Regions from separate parts of the Homo sapiens genome. Here region 1 is linked to region 2. A link is an interaction called in ENCODE POLR2A ChIA-PET data of the cell type or tissue named here. Cell type or tissue: OCI-LY7. All regions are shown on one strand. Each heading gives the region's core, and the rest is flanking DNA. Links, peaks and the distances in the headings are about the cores only. Region 1 has its middle 24 kb from the start of LINC02644. Region 2 has its middle 5.3 kb from the start of MAP3K8.

Region 1 (2,917 bases), core at 124-2,623, 270 kb after region 2:
AGGGATAGGTAGGATTTCTTTTCCTGAATGTCTCTCAAACAAGCTTTCATTACATGTTTAAATGGGATGTTTTAGGACTATGACCTACACCCCAGTGTTTAGGTCCTGGGTTCCTTCCTACTCCTGTGTAAAAAATGAAGCGGCCCCACTTTAAAGTCCTTTATCCCAGGTAGTTCTGAAGTTCTGCCATAGACCTATTGAATGACACTGTCATGGGGTAAAGCCCAAAGAATAGTGCTTTTTAAAAGCATCATATGTGACCTATTGAAGATGGAGAACTATTGCTCTAAAGAATTGATACTCCCTGGTCGTTCAGTTACATTTTCTTGAGGTCATTTAAAATACCCAGTAACCAGCATCCACCCACACCCGTGGTCACAAGGCTTTCCTTGCAGGCACACTGTTTCTCCCTCTGGTTTTGACATGTGCCACTCTGTCTAGCCAAGGGCTTTTCTACCCAGGTAATTGTGTTCGTTTCTTTTTTAGGCCTCAGAACTTGCAGCTTGATTGTAGAGCTACTTATATCTAAATCATTGAAGAAGGAATTAATATACACACTCTTGCAGCCAAAGACTTCTGCAAGCTTCTGGGTGGCCAAACCAGTTACCAATGTCAGACTTCATTGTACTTCAGAGACTGACAAGACTTGAATCTCCTTTCTTCTCCCTTAGCTCATTCTTCTAAACCAGCTACTTTGCAATGTAAAATGTGATGCTCTCCTGTTGTTCTTATCCCCAAGCTGCTGGAGACCCAAAAGAAGATGAACTCTATGAAGCAGCCATAATAGAAACTAACTGCATTTACTGTCTCATGGATGACAAACTTGTTCCTGATGACGACTACTGGGGGAAAATTCCAAAGTGCTCTCTTCTGCAACCCAAAGAGGTACAGCCTGTGGCCTCTGCCCTTCAATGAGAAAGCACATTGAAAGCACTCAGCACAGGCTGCCCAATAGATTAGAGAGTAAGTTCCCAATAAAGGTTAGCCAGTGTCAGTATCCATTGTAGAACATTTACAGCTTTTTAAAAGGATTTTCCTTCTTTCTTTTTTTTTTTTTTTCCGAGACAGAGTCTTGTTCTGTTGCCAGGCTGGAGTGCAGTGGCAAGATTTCGGCTCACTGCAACCTCCACCTCCCGACTTCAAGCAATTCTCCTGCCTCAGCCTCCTGAATAGTTGGGACTACAGGCACATGCCACCATGCCTGGCTAATTTTTGTATTTTTGGTAGAGACAGGGTTTCACTATGTTGGCCAGGATGGTCTCGATCTCCTGACCTCGTGATCCAGCCGCCTCAGCCTTTCAAAGTGCTGGGATTACAGGCATGAGCCACTGTGCCCAGCCAGGGTATTTGTTATTTCACCCCTTTACTGACATCTTAAATGCTAATATGAAATCCAGAATATTGTTCAGAGGTGGCATGGATCATTGACAGCATCATAGGCAAAATGTAAATGTTACTTAGTCCTATCTGTTGCATTTTGTATAAATATTAATGGAATATTTTTCAGTCCTTAAGTTTGAGGAATAATAGATGCATATACATATATATAATTTATGGATTTGCCAATTAATGTGCTGTTTTTGTCCTGTCATGCCAGTAAATATTTATTAATTATATACTTTTCCAGTACCGTTAAGTATGCTAAGTATTAAGAAAGTGGAAGACACGCAAGGCCCTTAAGTTTAATTGGGCGGAAGAGTATTAGAAGGAATGTAATCTGGAGCAAGGTTGACTGTGTGATATGTATGGTCTTTTACATGGGGGAAACGTCACAGAAAAATAAATACAGGAATCATCAGGAATAATTTTCAATAGAAAGTGAAATTGAGCCAAGTTTAGAGTTAAGCAAAATTTGAATTGCTGGAAGTGAAGGGAGAAATCATTCTAAGAGAAAGAATAAAACAAACTATGAACGTAAGAAATAGCATTACATTCATGTATTCATTCAGCAAACACTTAGTAATCAACCCCTCCTGTATGTATCACCATGATCTGATCCCTGCCCTTAAGGATCTTGGAATTGTGTACTGGAGAGAAGACACCATTGGACCATGAGTGCCTGGGGTATATGAAGTGGCCTCTGTGTATATATTAAGTGAATGAACGAGCACATGAGAGGGGGAGGAATAGGGGAGAGAGGCAGGAAGTCGACAGGAAGATGTACCTAAAGAACTCTTGTGAATCGCAAGTTGTAAGCAGGTTGAGAGTTCAGAGGAGGGAACATTATCCTGGCCACTTAGGACACTGGGAGGAGGAATCGTGCCCACAGGGCAGAGGCTGGCTCGGTGGGGCAGTGCCAGCTGAGATCTCCTGGCCTTTTTGTGTCTGTGCTGGTCACCCCATTAGGATTTCTGTCTTCCTCCGTTTGACTCACTGTCAACAGAGACCCTGTTGCACCTGATTCAACTGTTGCATGTTCTTGAAGTTAACAAATTCTTTTGTGCCATTTCTCCCAGGTACTGGTGTTTGATTTTGGTAGTGAAGTTTACGTATGGCATGGGAAAGAAGTCACGTTAGCACAACGAAAAATAGAATTTCAGCTGGCAAAGCACTTATGGAATGGAACCTTTGACTATGAGAACTGTGACATTAATCCCCTGGATCCTGGAGAATGCAATCCGCTTATCCGCAGGTACTACTGCCCCCACCTTGGGACGGCTCCCTGAGCGAGCTGATTCCCTTCGATCCCTCTGTTCTCACCACAGTCCTCTACTCTCGCTCTTTATAGGGTTCAGTTTTCATAAACGATTATATGCAGTGGACTGTGAATATTCACAAAAGGAACAGTTCTTTAACTTTTATCTAACTATTATAGAAATATGGATGCTGTCGTCTTCCAGAAGAGGTTTGTTATAGTTGATTTCTTGAAGTGAGCAAGAAATGCTGCAAGTTCCTCCCTGCGGCATTCCAAGTGCTG
Region 2 (2,917 bases), core at 182-2,681:
GACCAATAGTTCTGTTTTTAAAGTGCAGTTCGAGAACCTCAAATTTGGGGAAGCCACAACACTAAGTAAGTAATAAAATTCTTAACATTTAGCATACAGAATAATGCTATTTAGGCCCTTTGAGAGACCTACATTTTAGTTTTCTGCACATGAGAACAGATGGTCTTGGTTCATATACAGGCCCAATTTACACCCAGCCTTCAAGATAAACAACAGCCACAGCTGAGTGAATTTAGGAACTCCCCTTCCCTTCCCAGGGTTACCGGGGACTTCTCTCCCCTTCCCCCACGGGAGGACCTCATCTCTGCCTGGGGCCCCATTTCCCTTGCTCAGTTGCTATTTTCACTTTACACAGGAAAGGCAAAAGCTGGTGAGCTACCTCCCAAAGGGGAGGAGAAGGAAAACGGAAGGAGGAGGATGGAGAAGACTGTCCCTTTCAACCTTGTCTGCATTCCTCCCCCATAGTCCTAAGGTGGATGGGAAGGGAAGAGGGTTGTAAGAGCTGAGGGCATAGTCTTGCCTATTGCTGTACCATGAATGCATTATAGATACTCATCTCTATTGCTTAAGGCAGGCAGGTGGGCCTGTGGCTCTAGGGCCTGGTGTCTTTCCAATCTCACCTGGGTTGTCTTAGAGGGCTGCTGGGGGACAGCAGAATCTAATGAAGCACCCTGTGGTCCCCACAGGTCTGATGGATGGCTCTGCTCCACCTCAAGATGCTAAGTGAGGCTGAACAGGTTCTCATGACTGCATGGTCATGAATAGAGGGCCTAGCCTGTGTTAGAGGAAGGAGTTTATGTTTTAGGTATTGGAGCAGATGGCCATAGTCCAAGGAGCAGTCAGTGGCAGAGGTGGGGCATGGGGTGGAGCTGTTCGTTCCCACAGTGGAAAAGGCAACCCTAAATGTCTACCTCCGTTGGATACTTCATTCTTTGGGCCGATGTGCCTTTTCAGTGGTATCCAAGGTAACTGCTCTAAGGATGCATGCATTTTCTGCATGTTACTTTGTCATTTTGAAAATCCCGCCCCTCTTTTTTTTTTTTTTTTTGAGACAGAGTCTCACTCTGTCACTTAGGCTGCAGCACAGTGACATGATCATAGCTCACTGCAGCCTCAACATCCTGGGCTCAAGAAACTGAGGACCAGAGAGACTGATATGGAGAACAGGAGGATTGTTTATTTTAGGTATGCACCAGCTCAGTGGATTCGCATCCAAAAAGCTGAGCATTGAACAAAGACTGAGTGGGGTTTTTATAAGCAAACCTACAAAAGCCAAACAAAAGCAATTAATCATACAGTAACAGGTCACATAATCTATAGCATAACTGTTGACTTAGCATAACTTGTGGCCTTGCCTAGCTAGTGACCTTATAGCTGCGTCAAAAGAAAAATAAGAACTGGCTAAATACAGAGATTTGTAAAACATAATCATGCTTAAGAAACCAGGGAAAGGAGTAACAGTAAAAGAATTTGTCTTTTTCTTCTTTTTTTTTTTTTCCTTCAACCTTTCTCTGGAGGGGGGTGTTGTCTGGAGCCCATTCCTTTGTCCTTGGCTTTCTGGACAGCATTATCTTATAACTCTTCTTGAAGTGAGCTTGCTAGGCAGAGGAAAACTTGAAACTTGTTCTTTTCTTTTTAACCTTTGCCGTGCCTGTTACTTTTCTTACAGTGAATGAATGCATATTTATTTTTAAATTTCTGCCTCATCTCAGCCTTCCGAGTAGCTTGGACTACAGGTGCGTGCCACCATGGCCAGTTAATGTTTTAAATTTTTTTTTTTTTTTTTTTGTAGAGAGAGGATTTTGCCATGTTGCCCAACCTGGTCTTGAACTCCTGGGCTCAAGAAATCCTCCCCTGGCCTCCAAAAGTGCTGGGATTACAGGTGTGAGCCACCATGTCCTGCTTGAAACTCTTAATATAAAAAAAATTGCCAGATGTGGTGGCTCACACCTGTAATCTCAGCACTTTGGGAGGCTGACGTGGGTGGATCACATGAGGTCAGGAGTTTGAGACCAGCCTGGCCAACACGGCAAAACCCCATCTCTACTAAAAATACAAAAATTAGCCTGGCATGGTGGCATGCACCCGTAATCTCAGCTCCTCCGGAGGCTGAGGCAGGAGAATCGCTTGAACCCGGGAGGCAGATCTTGCAGTGAGCTGAGATCGTGCCGCTGCACTCCAGCCTGGGCGACAGAGTGAGACTGTGTCTGGAAAAAAAAAAAAAGAAAGAAAGAAAAGGGAAAAAAAACCAGAAAAACTTTAATTATTTTTATTTTATTTTTTATTTTTGAAATGGAGTTTCACTCTTGTCGCCCAGGCTGAAGTACAATGACACGATCTCAGCTCACTGCAACCTCTGTCTCCCAGGTTCAAGTGAGTCTCCTGCCTCAGCCTCCCAAGTAGCTGGGAGTACAGGCATGAGGCACCACACCCGGCTAATTTTTGTATTTTTAGTAGTGATGGGGTTTCACCATGTTGGTCAGGCTGGTCTCAAGCTCCCGACCTCAGGTGTTCCCACCTGCCTCGCCTCCCAAAGTGTTGGGATTACAGGCATGAGCCACCACACCCGGCCAGAAAAACTTCAATTATATCTGAAATCCACTCACATTATCATAAGAAACTTACACATATCAATGAAAAAAAAAAGAGATACTGAATTTTTAGAATCCAATTTCAAATTGTTCACAATTTAAGACAATAATAATAGTTGTAAATGTATTACCTACGTGTCTGTACAGCTTCTCACCTGAAAGTTATTATCAAAAGTATAAAGAAGTTGTTGTTGAAACTCTTAATCTGTATAGCTGTTTCAACATGAAACCATAAAGAAAAAGTTATGATCATGAAATCAGGCTCAAGTTCCTCTTAACTTTAAAAATATCTCATTTAAAGCTTTATTCAAATTATCTACTTTCAA

The links. Peaks named below come from ENCODE experiments on the same cell type or tissue, not always from the same donor. Only the 100,000 strongest peaks of a DNase experiment are listed, where the experiment ranks them.
Region 1: POLR2A ChIA-PET joins it to region 2 with 5 read pairs; 2 of 35 experiments call an interaction of 5 or more read pairs at or near these places.

The regions. Positions count from the first base shown.
Region 1 is chr10:30,697,631-30,700,547 of GRCh38, forward strand. It overlaps the pseudogene SVIL2P. Among named protein-coding and RNA genes, the nearest start is that of LINC02644, 24 kb to the right of the region's middle. In OCI-LY7, for the core only: no CTCF peak of the experiment used is centred there; no DNase peak of the experiment used is centred there; H3K4me3 peaks cover 604 bases; H3K27ac peaks cover 1,972 bases.
Region 2 is chr10:30,427,438-30,430,354 of GRCh38, forward strand. No RefSeq gene overlaps it. Among named protein-coding and RNA genes, the nearest start is that of MAP3K8, 5.3 kb to the right of the region's middle. In OCI-LY7, for the core only: no CTCF peak of the experiment used is centred there; no DNase peak of the experiment used is centred there; H3K4me3 peaks cover 539 bases.